Linked DNA regions of Homo sapiens: regions 2, 3 and 4 are each linked to region 1. The links are chromatin contacts, found by Hi-C or POLR2A ChIA-PET in ENCODE. All regions are on one chromosome and are shown on one strand. The core of a region is the stretch at or near the end of the contact, and the rest is flanking DNA. Distances in the headings are between cores, read along the strand shown.

Evidence for each region. Hi-C counts contacts between places; a loop is a spot of excess contacts on that map. ChIA-PET counts read pairs that join two places held with the same protein, here RNA polymerase II (POLR2A). Pooled maps may share reads with other maps.
Region 2: a loop to region 1 is called in a pooled map, with 2.4 times the contacts of the local background. The contact joins the enhancer-like site here to the promoter of BRAF in region 1. A Hi-C loop is called at or near these places in 5 of 50 pooled maps. POLR2A ChIA-PET finds 5 or more read pairs at or near these places in 2 of 52 experiments (BJ and H1).
Region 3: a loop to region 1 is called in a map of endothelial cell of umbilical vein, with 4 times the contacts of the local background. The contact joins the enhancer-like site here to the promoter of BRAF in region 1. A Hi-C loop is called at or near these places in 1 of 168 maps with a recorded cell type or tissue (endothelial cell of umbilical vein). POLR2A ChIA-PET finds 5 or more read pairs at or near these places in 1 of 52 experiments (Caco-2).
Region 4: a loop to region 1 is called in a pooled map, with 3 times the contacts of the local background. The contact joins the enhancer-like site here to the promoter of BRAF in region 1. A Hi-C loop is called at or near these places in 4 of 50 pooled maps. POLR2A ChIA-PET finds 5 or more read pairs at or near these places in 4 of 52 experiments (Caco-2, PC-9, T-cell and 1 more).

The regions. Positions count from the first base shown.
Region 1 is chr7:140,923,612-140,926,726 of GRCh38, reverse strand. It overlaps BRAF (B-Raf proto-oncogene, serine/threonine kinase), which reads left to right and starts at 1,798. Exons shown (of 18, transcript NM_004333.6): 1 at 1,798-2,161. The coding sequence starts at 2,024. It overlaps LOC105375536 (a long non-coding RNA gene), which reads right to left and starts at 1,635. Exons shown (of 5, transcript XR_002956518.2): 1 at 225-1,635. RefSeq lists a silencer at 1,906-1,975.
Region 2 is chr7:140,516,285-140,519,345 of GRCh38, reverse strand. It overlaps DENND2A (DENN domain containing 2A), which reads left to right. Exons shown (of 20, transcript NM_015689.5): 20 at 608-926. The coding sequence ends at 639. Among named protein-coding and RNA genes, the nearest start is that of MKRN1, 38 kb to the right of the region's middle. Within about 2 kb of position 1,250, at least 11 of the 41 ENCODE cell types and tissues checked have a DNase peak (open chromatin) inside an H3K27ac peak, as active enhancers do.
Region 3 is chr7:141,361,428-141,364,623 of GRCh38, reverse strand. All of the region lies in intron 2 of TMEM178B (transmembrane protein 178B), which reads right to left. Among named protein-coding and RNA genes, the nearest start is that of AGK-DT, 190 kb to the left of the region's middle. RefSeq lists an enhancer at 598-1,387. Within about 2 kb of position 1,845, at least 2 of the 41 ENCODE cell types and tissues checked have a DNase peak (open chromatin) inside an H3K27ac peak, as active enhancers do.
Region 4 is chr7:140,655,074-140,658,104 of GRCh38, reverse strand. LOC105375535 (a long non-coding RNA gene) reads right to left here. Exons shown (of 6, transcript XR_928047.3): 5 at 2,264-2,516. Among named protein-coding and RNA genes, the nearest start is that of DENND2A, 16 kb to the right of the region's middle. Within about 2 kb of position 1,389, at least 20 of the 41 ENCODE cell types and tissues checked have a DNase peak (open chromatin) inside an H3K27ac peak, as active enhancers do; they include PC-9, where a contact is called at or near this core.

The DNA of each region.
Region 1 (3,115 bases), core at 549-3,048:
GATGAAAGGGGAAAAGGTGCCATGACTGGCTAATGGTGCTATTTCAGTCTGCTTCTAAGTATGTCCTTATAGTAAAGGGTGCTTCAGATTAGTTTAGCTTGATGACATCATCCCTTGTGATCATTTACTCTACATTTGCCAAGCCACTTTTTGATTTAAATTTATTTCCTCATAGAAACTTTCCTACTTGGAGGAGAATGTACAATGAAGTTAACAAAGCATACCATGTTCATGTTTTTTTTTTTTTGGAGACAGAGTCTGGCTCTGTTGCCCAGGCTGGAGTTCAGTGGTGCAATCTCGGCTCACTGCAACCTCTGCCTCCCAGGTTCAAATGATTCTCCTGCCTCAGGCTCCTGAGTAGCTGGGATTACAAGTGTGCACCACCACACCAGGCTAATTTTTTGTACTTTTAATAGAGATGAGGTTTCACTACGTTGGCCAGGCTGGTCTCAAACTCCTGGCCTCAGGTGATCCATCCGCCTCAGACTCCCAAAGTGTTGGGATTACAGGCGTGAGCCACTGCGCCCGGCCTACAATGTTCATCTTATAGGTTATATTTTTTCAATGCAGAAGAATGTTAGTATTCTCATTCATCAAGCAGCCTCACACAGCATCCTTTACCTGAGAGTAAGCATCAGCTCCCAGGCTTACGGTGACCCTAATCAATATGAAGACACCCTGTTTCAGAAGTCAGTAGGACACCTTTCTATTTCTTGAATCATCCAAAATACAGTAAGGAGGTCGCTGGTGACTTCCCCCATGATGGGAAGTACTAAAAGGCAGAATCCACTTAGTTTTTCATGACTTCATGTTTAGGTTACTTTGGTGATTCACTCCAGGCCATTGGGAGCCCACAGTAATTGTTTCTCATTCCCGTTTCTCTCTTCCTTAAACTTTTCTTTTCCAATTATTTATTCTTTATTAGATCCATGTATTTTTAATAATGAATTGAATTTCATTCTGTAATTGGGCTTCTCAAAGATAATTGACCTCTTCTCTCCCAATTGTTTTCATGCGTATTTTGCAGAGAATGCTTGGAATATTCTGTTCATGAAAGGCACAAAGTACATAAAATATTTTGAGTGATTTTCTTCAAAATAAAAATGATTAGTTTTGATGCTTCAGATGTCTAGAATGCTATGTGCCTTGTACAGGCCCTACGGCATGGAAAGTGCTCAACTGATATTTGTTAAATGAATGAATCTGGAAAACGAAAAATACACGAAATATTTTATTCCTCAACAATGAAGAAAAAGCTTTCAGACTTCCATTTAGACTCGTTTTAACTGGCTGAATTCTTCAATGAAAAGAAAACACGCGTCGCACTGCTAATTTAGCTGTTCCTAAATATATTTCCATCAAATTCTGCTTGGCTGTTTCAACCTTGGGGTTGAAGTTCTTATTTTGATGACACAGAGACGTTCATTGCAGTGGAAATAGCAAGTAGTATTGGCTTCCCCGCCTTCCTCCCTCTAGGATTTCAACTTCTCCTCCTCGAACACCAGCCCTGCTCTTCTAGTAAATCCCACATTACAGAACAGGCTGAGGACGGAGGAGACAAGAGGAAAGTAGGAAACCGGAGCCATGGAAACGGCGGAGCGGAGGCAAAGTGTGAGAGCGCGGGTGGTTAGAAGGGAAAAAACCCTCCCCGGACGACGGCGCGAAGGCGCGCCTCAGATTACGTCACGCACCGGGGTGACGTCACGACCGTGACACGCGGGTGACGCCGTTGCCGCGGCGACTTCTCGTCGTCTCCGCCCCCTTCCCCCGCTCCCCCCCGCACCCCCGCCTAGCGTCCTTCCCCCAATCCCCTCAGGCTCGGCTGCGCCCGGGGCCGCGGGCCGGTACCTGAGGTGGCCCAGGCGCCCTCCGCCCGCGGCGCCGCCCGGGCCGCTCCTCCCCGCGCCCCCCGCGCCCCCCGCTCCTCCGCCTCCGCCTCCGCCTCCGCCTCCCCCAGCTCTCCGCCTCCCTTCCCCCTCCCCGCCCGACAGCGGCCGCTCGGGCCCCGGCTCTCGGTTATAAGATGGCGGCGCTGAGCGGTGGCGGTGGTGGCGGCGCGGAGCCGGGCCAGGCTCTGTTCAACGGGGACATGGAGCCCGAGGCCGGCGCCGGCGCCGGCGCCGCGGCCTCTTCGGCTGCGGACCCTGCCATTCCGGAGGAGGTGAGTGCTGGCGCCACCCTGCCGCCCTCCCGACTCCGGGCTCGGCGGCTGGCTGGTGTTTATTTTGGAAAGAGGCGGCGGTGGGGGCTTGATGCCCTCAGCCACCTTCTCGGGCCAGCTCCGCGGGCTGGGAGGTGGGCATCGCCCCCGTGTCCCTCTCCGTCATGCAGCGCCTTCCTACGTAAACACACACAATGGCCCGGGGGGTTTCCCTGGCCCCCACCCCAGATGTGGGGATTGGGGCAGCGGTGGTTGAGCGGGAGGCTATCAATAGGGGGCGAAACTCAGGGTTGGTCCGAGAAGGTCACGATTGGCTGAAGTATCCAGCTCTGCATCTCTGTGGGGTGGGGGCGGCGGCGGCCTCGACGTGGAGGATATAGGTTAGTTGCTGGGGCTGAGACAACAGCCCGAGTTACTGTCGCGTGTAATTCTTACATGGTCGTGGGGATGATGGGGCTCATCATTTCCTCTCTCCTCTCCCGGACTGCCCCCCTTCTCAGTCCGCTGCCCTTTTTCACTTTTCTATTTGGGGATTTCTCTTCACCTGTTTTACCCAGCAAATTATTTTGATTTAGTCTTTACTTTTTCAATCCTAAATCGCAGTTTCCGATGCCTTTTCTGGTCTCTGGTCCTCTGTTCCTAATGTTTGTCAGCGCTCTGTCGCTGATTGGTAACCCCCATTCTATTCCCATCTACCGCCCGCTCATTTTCCAGTTGTCGGACCTGCCTGCCTTCTAACCCCAGCTCCCACTTAAGAGCATTTTTGCACTTCTCTTACCCTGGTCCTCTTGAGGCTCTGTACTTGATCTCACCACTCCCTAACATTGTTGTCTGTTGTTATCTTCACAAATCCTCCTGGACACTTTGGAGCTACTTGTTTTCTGAGCCCAGAAGCTGTCAAGATTCCATCAGGTTTCACTTGGCTCTTTTCGCGCTTGCACTACTGGCACTTTT
Region 2 (3,061 bases), core at 1-2,500, 410 kb after region 1:
AGGGAGCATGGCGGGAACCAGACAAGGACGTCTGGCAAGAAAGACTCGCACTGGTGTCCAAATTCCTCTGGAAAGTAGAAACGTGACACTTACAAGGACTGTAGTTTAATCAGTGAAAAGGCCCTTAAAGGGAAAGGGAGAATGAAGACAGCCAAAAAAGAGGACGGAGGCCCCAGTAGGGAGGTGTCTGCAGCAGTGAGGCCCTCCCAGAGGGCCTGTGAAGGGCGCCATATCTGTGCCTCCTGCAGGACGGAGGGCTACCTGGAAGCAGAGTGTTTTAAATACACACAGCATTGCTGGGCACTTTCTCCTCCCCTGGCTCCTGAGGGATGTGTTAATTCGGTGCTTCCTTTATTACCACAGAAGCAGCCAGCCCTCCTAGACAGCTCTGATGGTCTTCCTTTCAAACCCCCTCAAGTCTGAGGAAGACCCCACGGGGATCTCTGGAAAGAACAAAGCCCCTTTGGCTTCTCCAGAGCAAGGGATGAGGCTCCCTGGGGTGGCGTGGGGGCCCCGTTACCCGCACCACTTCTGGGTGGAAAGGGCAAGATTTATCTCACCCTCCTTTGTCTGCCTTGTGAAATGTTCTCATTTTCCTTTTTTTTAGGCAATAAAATGAAATTTCTCCACAAGAAATAACTCTCAGCCTCAAGGGAAAACTTCCTCCTAGTGCAGCCCTATGCTTTAAAAACAGTTCCTGGTGGCCTTTCTGAAAGGCTGGGTCCCAGGTTGTCACGGTGCGGAACTGGAGGCCGCGGTGGCTTCTGGCCGAGGCTGGGCTCTTCCCTGGATGAGGACCTGGGAGCCGCCTGGGAGGACAGCCCCAGAAAGGGAGCCCGAGACCAGGCGTGTCGCCGACATGCAAATGGGTTGTTTTGGTGGTTGGGTTTTTTTTTTTATCTTAGATATTAAAAGTAAGAAAAATGTGTGGGTTTTCTGTTTATTATGCCAAGGCCAAGAGGAGCCTGTCCTGCCCTACACGTTCCCCTCGTTCGTCCCATCCGGCCGCTCAGCAATGGAGCTAAGAGGAGTGGTGATGGGCAACAGAAATGAGGTGCTCCTCGGAGCGGGACTGACGACACATGAGGACTGTGAGGGGAGGAGGCGGAGCCGGTGCCTCGGGTTCAGGGAGTGAGGCCTCCTAGTGAAAGGCTGGGCCCTTGCCCTAGAGTGGAGGCTAGGGAGGAACGGGAGCTGTAGACGGATGTGGCTTCCCAGACACGCTGCTCTTCCAGAAGGGACAGTGATGCCACCTGGTGGCCGAGGCCATGGACGTCTCTCTTCCCAAATGGACCTGACTCTTCTTGACTGCCTTGTTCTCTTAGAAGAAGCCATGGAACTGTCCACTGCCTGAGTAGTCCCTGGCTTTTAGAGGCACACACACAAAAAGAGGTCAGTAAACTGTTCTAGGGGTCTTCAAGTTTACGACACTGCTCACGGCCCACCTTCCAACACATAGCCACAACTTTGACCCCGTTCCCATCTCATTCCAGGGGCCCAGAGCAGCATTAATGCAATAGTGGATGTGCACTGCCTGTACACGGTGGGGGGCGGGGGGACCTTTTGCGGCTGATGGTAACAAGATGGAGGGTGAGAACGCTGGGGCGGCGTCATGAGCCGTGTGCAGCCAGAGAGGCAGCTTGCGTTTTCTGGACCAGAAGCAGGGAGGGTGTGGAGAAGGCCAAAAACCTCAGGGCGACCTAAGAGCTGTCCTGCAGCGGGGACAGTGGGGACAGCAGGGACAGCGGGGAGGCAGGAAAAGCCCCGAACACAGCTGAGGCAGGTTCTCAGAGCAAGCCTCAGGGCCACTACCAGGTGACCCCTGCCCTCAGCTCTCACCAGCGACCCTCACAGAAACACAAAAGGGAGGGGCGCCGACCTCAACAATGGCCCAGAGGGGCCATACTGCCTGGCAGGGGTTCTCAACCTTTAGGGAGCGGGAGCAAGGGGCCTTCCGAGGATAAATAGAAATGAGGAAAATGAGGGGAGGTGACCTCTCATCCTTCCTCTTAGCTGGAGTTATGGACCCCCTCGCCCCTCCAAGTTCTACCCAGGCTTTGGTGTGTCCATTACTTTTTCAGAGGTGAAGATCCACAGTTTACATCAAATTCTCAAAGATGCTCCCAGAATGGTAGAAACCAGGCTGTGCATAAAAATTAACCTGCCTGGCCGGGCGCAATGGCTCATGCCTATAATCCCAGCACTTTGAGAGGCCAAGGCAGGCAGGTGGATCACCTGAGGTCAGGAGTTCAAGATCAGCCTGGCCAACATGGCAAAACCCCATCTGTACTAAAAATACAAGAAAAACTTAGCCGGGCATCGTGGTGCGTGCCTGTAATCCCAACTACCTGGAAGGCTGAGGCAGAAGAATCGCTTGAACTGGGGAGGAGAAGGTTGCAGTGAGCCGAGATCATGCCACTGCACTCCAGCCTGGACAACAGAGCAAGACTCCTTCTCAAAAAAACTCTGGCTGGGTGTGTGTGGGTGGGGACTAGGGGGATGCCTGAATGAGAATCCCTGAATCCTTGAGTGTGGGGGTTCAGGAATATGTATCTAACAAGCTCCTTGGATTAGTCAAGTTTGTGTGTGGGCTCAGGAATATATGTATCTAGCAAGCTCCTCAGACTAGTCAACTTTCTTAATAGTCTGCATATTTGTATATTGCCCAGAAAGGGACACTTTTTGGAATATACTTTCTTTTTTTAACTTATTTCGCATTATATTGTTTACTTAATAACTCCAAGCAAATAAATGTACATCTTTATCAACATTCCCAATGACTGCATAATATTCCATTCTGTGGGGATACTAAAAGCTATTAGTTCATCAGCCTTTGGCTCTTTATACATGCAGGACGTTTCCAGTTTTTAACATCATAACATCGAAAACAGCATCTTTGTACAAGTATCTTAGCACACTTGCCCCATCTTAATTTTCATTTTTGCTTAAAGTAAAATATACATACTTTTTTTTAAATTTATTTACTTTTTTTTTTTTTGAGATGGAGTCTCGCTCTGTCCCCCAGGCTGGAGTGCAGCGGCACGATCTTGGCTCACTGCAA
Region 3 (3,196 bases), core at 596-3,095, 440 kb before region 1:
CAGTGGCATGATTTTGGCTCACTGCAACCTCTCCCTCCTGGGTTCAAGCAATTCTCCTGCCTCAGCCTCCCGAGTAGCTGGGACTACAGGCACGTGCCACCATGCCCGGCTAATTTTTTGTATTTTGGGTAGAGACGGGGTTTCACCGTGTTAGCCAGGATGGTCTCGATCTCCTGACCTCAGGATCCGCCCACCTTGGCCTCCCAAAGTGCTGGGATTACAGGCGTGAGCCACCGTGCCCAGCCCCAACTTTTTAATGTGTTCCTAATACTTGGGAACAAATATCTGGGAGAGGTATTTTCTTTGAAAGGGAGTATAGCCCAGAAGCACAGTACAATTGAACGCATCTCTAACTGAACTAAAATGATACAGCTACTGGGAAATTATTTTAGGGCAGGAAAGGGGAACTGCTCACTTTGCAAAGTAGCATTTGAAGGAGTTAGTCATAGGACAAGTGAAAAGAGGCCACATTTTTTGTTGTAGGCAGAAAACACATAAATCTATTACTTCTAGAAGATGGAAAGCTGTAACTACACCTAAACATAGTATAGATACATTCATGGGTGAGAAAAGCCTAAACAGATATTAGGAGTAAGTCAAGGTGATGTATGAAGCCTTCTTAACCTTTATTTTTTTTTCAATTTTAAATTCTTTAATATTTAATATTTTTATTTTTTATTTTCATTTTTAAATATTCTTATTTCTTTTTTATTATTTTATTTATTTATTTTTTAGAAACAGGGTCTCACTTTGTTGCTTAGGCTGAAGTGCAGTGGCGCAATCACGGCTCACTACAGCCTCAACCTCCTGGGCTGAAAGGGTCCTCTACTTAACTTTGAGAATAGCCTCAGGAAGGTTGAGCACATCTCCTGTGTGTCCAGGCTTATCTTTATTCAAAACAGCACTTTGTTTCAAATGAGCAACTACAAGAGACCTAACTTCCACAGAACTCTCTGTTTTCCACTTCTGAAGATAAACGAAGGACAGAAGGGGATAATTCTTCGTGACACACCAACCTCATCTCAGGAAAACATTCAGCCTCAGAGAGCAGAAATAGCACTGCAGTTAGAATCAGAGAATTGCGTTCAAGTCCTGGTCTCCCACCCATGAGCCTGACCCTGGCCAATCACTTCACTGATCTTCAATTTCTCTCACGTGAAAATTAAAATACTTCCGTCAACTCCAGAAGGTTACTTACTGGGAGGGTCCTACAAGGCCACGTGTGGAAGCACTCTGTGAACTAAGTTACGATATCTTGAGAAACTGACACCCAAAAGATATGTGCAATAGACTCAGGGAAGAAAGTGATGTGTGATGTATTTTGCTCAAAATATTTTGGCTCTCAACAGCAAGATCCTAAAGGAATTCTTAACTGTTTACTAACCCAGCAAAGGCGAATCCCGAAGGTTTGTGCCAGTCCCATTCACAAGTCACAACATGCTGACTCACATTAACACTCGCTCGCTCTTTTTTCCAAGCATTAATGAGCTATTTGGTGTTAGGGCCCTTGGGACTTTTCCGATGATTTTTGTCTCCTTTAAATTTTCCGCCTTGCCAATTTTCCAGAATCCACTGGCATGGGAGCTCTCGGCCTGCTCTGTCTCCAGAGGACAGACCCGTCTTTATCTTCCCAGCCTTTGCTATACCTGCTCAAACAATTTCCCTTTGCCATGGTTCCGGCCATATCTGACCTCATGAGCACTTTTCCAGATGGCCAGCCAGAGGTGTGCTGTATCTGGATGACATGCACTGACCCCTGAGTGTCTCTGTCGCTCCAGGAGAAATGGCTACAGCCCGGGTGGTTTCCTTTCCACTTCTCCTGTAACTTTCAAACTGCTCATTGCATCTCTGCCCAGCTGAGGTGGGGGAACTCACAGATGCTTTCCCAATTAGTCATGGATGTCCAGATTCCAGGCCCTAAGCCAGTCCTTCAGCCAGAATGCCAGCAAAGTTATGATGCTGACCTCAAAGCACCAAATGCCCCCACAGAGTGATGATTCTTAGATTTGACACTTTCATCATAAAATTATCTAGTCCTCCTTGTTCCACAGAGCACTTTTCTTTTAGTGGATATATTAATTGTCTGACCAATTAATAGGTCTTTTTTTTAAAAAAAAAAGTGCATGTGTTATGCTTTCTTGCTTAGGAGAGAATCAAAGAGGAAAGCAGCGGTTTTATAGGCACCATGGGGACAGCATTTTACTATGAAGCATGAGAGATGATCAGGCTGCAGGCAACTTGTCTGTACACTTCAAAGCCAAAACAGGTCCACTTTGTCATGACTATGGTGCCATATGTTTATTTTCTTGCATTGGAATTGAGTGATTTTTGTCCCAGCAAATGGCCCTGGTGGGGCACCCTCTGCCAATACAAAGTAAAGGGCCTACTGCTGACACCCAGGACTTCCTCAGTGCCAGACGAAGATTGCAAATCATATCTTAATCTGTGGGGCCTGTTGAAAAGCACTAATTGTGACCTCCAGAATTCTCTGCCATGACTCGATGCGCTAATTAGCAATGGCATTTGTCAGACTAGCTGTCTTAGAGGAAAGGGGTCTGGAAAGCTGAATTAATTTAGCCATTGCCACGCACTAAAGATGTTTTGCCTTGTAAGAAAAATCAACCTTATCACCTTCCCTTTTCCAAGAAGGGTGAGTTTGAAAGTGTCACAAAGACAAATTTCCATTTGTGGTCTGTAGTACAGTTATAGTAGGGTTTGCAAATTCTAAGGCCTACAGGTGCTGGTAGGCAGCTAATTTTAATGATGAAGTGGGCTGGGTGTAAGAAACATGCAGCCTACTCTATCTTTTCTTTTGTTTTCCTACTCTTGAGAGAGACAGTCTCAATTATGAGAAAAATAACATTGCAAGAGTGATGATAGATAAACTAACACTCAGCCTCGGTGTCATGGAGACAATCAAGAGAGGGTGATGGTGGCAAACTAGAGAGAACACATGAGGCTAAAACGGGACAAGGGTTACTCTGCTCTGACCACTGTGTCATGCAGAAATATTGCCAGGATGTCATGTCATGCAGGCCTAATATTGCCAGGATGGCTAATTTTTAAAAAGAGATCAGAAACATAGATTTTTATGTAAAATCTCCTGATTTTTAAATGTTGGCAACTAATCTTTTAAACATGTAAAGTGTGTACATCAAACAATACACATCTTACCAAACCAGGACCTCTCATTCTC
Region 4 (3,031 bases), core at 140-2,639, 270 kb after region 1:
CACATTGCTAGTGTCTCTCTCTATGAGGGCTGTTGCCAACAGATCGGCTTTCTTTTTAAGCCTCCGATCTGCTTCCTTCTTTGCCTCCTGGTCATGGTTAACATACACTTTGGTGGCTACTTCTTTTTGTTTGTTTGTTTTTTGAGACGGAGTCTCGCTCTGTCGCCCAGACTGGAGTGCAGTGGTGCGATCTCAGCTAACTGCAAGCTCTGCCTCCTAGGTTCACGCCATTCTCCTGCCTCAGCCTCCCGAGTATTTTTAGTAGAGACAGGGTTTCACCGTGTTAGCCAGGATGGTCTCAATCTCCTGACCTTGTGATCTGCCCGCCTCGGCCTCCCAAAGTGCTGGGATTACAGGTGTGATCCCACCTGTAATCCTCCACCCTCCTACTTATAGAAGTAGCCTGGTGGCTACTTCTATAAGCTGGGTGGCATTCATGCCTGCGAAACCTTCCAGTTTCTGAAGGTTTCGCTTTATGTCACCCTGGGCCTGTCCTACAAATGATATATTTACCATACGCTGATTTTCAAGAGCCTCAGGGTCAAATGGGGTGAAAAGCCAGTATATCTCAGAGTCTTTCATAAAACTGGCTAGGGCTCTCATCACTTTCCTGAAGCATCCCTGAGATCTTTTCTTATTGATTGCCCTTTTTCCACCATCTCTTAGCCCTTTCAGAAGTGTCTTCGGTACCTCTGCAAATGCTGAAGCTGGGTCGCATCTTCTGGGTCCCAGTTGGGATCTTGGTCTGGGAACTGGCCCTGAGCGTATGCCTGAGCATTCACTGCATCTGCTGGTGCATGGGCTTCTAGCCAGCGGAGAGTTGCTGGGTTACTCTCCTGCGGTCCTCAGTGTTAAACAGCGTGAGAAGAAGCTGCCTGCAGTCTGGCCAGGTTGGATTGTGTGTCAGAAAGATGGACTGCATCAGATCTACAAGAGCTTGGGGCTTCTCTGTATAGGAGGGAGTATGGTGTTTCCAGTTTAAGAGATTAGTGGTTGAAAAGGGCTCATAGATGAAAATCTGTTGCCCCCCTTGGACTTGGCCTTGGTCATCATAATAAATGGGTCCTCATGTCTCCCTGAGAGGCATTTACATGCTTGAGCACAGCCAGATCTGAGACACCCTGCTCGACTATCTTGATTTCCTTCCCTGGCCTCTCAAGGCTCTGATTCTTCCCTTTGGGGTGAAACTTGGGGTGTGCTAGCTCCTGAATTTGGTTCCTGGGGGGCTGTTGGCCTCAGTAAAGGGGGCCAGGCTGGGACATATGGAGGAGGAATCTCTGTTCCCTCTGGCAGCTCCTGCAAAACTGGCCTTTCTTGTTCCCTCTGGGACTTCCCCTTTAACTCTGTGTCTGTCGGCGAACCTGCTCTTACTTTCACTTCTGGCTCAGCTTGGGCCACAAGTGTTTTGCAATGAGCCACTAAACAGGGCTGGATCCAGGCTGGTCTTGTTTGTACTATATTTAACCATGAGTTAATGTAAGGAAATTGATCTGGATGCCCAGGCTGTCCTCCGACCCCTGTCACCACCCTAAATACACAGCCAATTATTTCCGTCTGTAGTTCCTTCGGTTGGCCATCCAACTCCAAAAGAAGTCCATTCTAGTTCACAGAGAGTTCTCAACCTTTGGGGGGTCAGCTTAACTCCATAATCCCCTGCAAAACCTTTCTTAAAGTTTTGTAACATGCACTCCAATGGAGTGGGTTTTGATGACTTTCCTCCTATTTCCTCCCTTTATGATGCAGCATACCCACTCTTCCTTTTGACTCAGACCAACCAGACCTTCTCCTATTATGGGAGTTTTCAGACACCACTTGGCTTTGGAGAGGTCCTTATTCCCACCACAATTCTGAGCTGTGGGGCAGCTCCTATTAGCCATATGTGGTTCGCCACTAGTCCAGGTTGGCCCCACACTTCGCTTGGAGCACACAGTCCACGCTAAGAGATCTGTGACTCCCCACATCACTCCCCACATTGGTTTCTCCAGGAACCATCTCTCACACACTTTCACACACCTCCCCATTCCCAGTTCCTGTGTTCCTAATTGGGATGGTGAGCCACTCTTGCCGCCTCCAGTTTCCTTTTCCTAACCAACTTAGCGAGCCACTCTCACATCCGGTGTCGGTTGGGATGTGAGTTTCATCCAAATTGGCGAGCTGTTCTTGCTGCCCCTAACCCGTCTGGGTCAGACTACCAGTTACACCCTGGGAAGGCTCCCCTTCTATCCTTATGAGACGGGTCCTGCCTTGGGCCCCAATACCTTACCGCAGTTCCTGAAGCACGCTGTTTCTGGAATTGTCCTGTAGCCCCTCTCAGGTTCTGTTGTGCTGCTGGGTAGGGGTGCTGGGTCACAGGAGAGCTGATTTCACCCCTCTAGGCTGAAGTTCTCCAGGTGGCACCTGGGGTCACAGGTCTCCCCAGGCCCGGGGCTCCAGCCCCATAGGGAAAGGAGACAGTAGATCTGCCGTCTCCACTCCTCCTGGCTGGCTCGCCAAGAAATGTTGCGGGATGCAGGGGACTAGACAAGTATGGGTGAATACAGGAGGATAATTATTTTAAGGTGTGCACCAGCTCAGTGGATTTATTTTTCCTTGAATTTCTGCCTCGATATTACCTAGATAAAGGTCGTCTTGTTTCTCTGACTACTTCATAAGACAAGCAAATTTTCACAAATTTAAAGGATACATTGTGGAAGGTCTGACTGAAAATAAGGCCCTTGTGGGCATCCTAGAAATTTATCTAGAATGGTGGCTCTCAAACTTTAGCATCCATCAGAATTAGTTGGAGCGCTGGCCCCACCCCATTGCTGACTTTTGTAGGTCTGGGGTGAGGCCCAAGAATGTGCATTTCTAACAGTTACTATATGATGCTGATGCTGTTGGTTTGGGGAAAACATTTTGAGAACCATTGACCTTGTAGATAGTGGTAGTGGTGAATATGGTGGTGGTGGTGGTGAAGATGGTGGTGGTGGTGGTCAAGGTAATGGTAGTGGGTGGTAACAGTGGTGGTGGTGATGGCGGTGACAATGGTGAT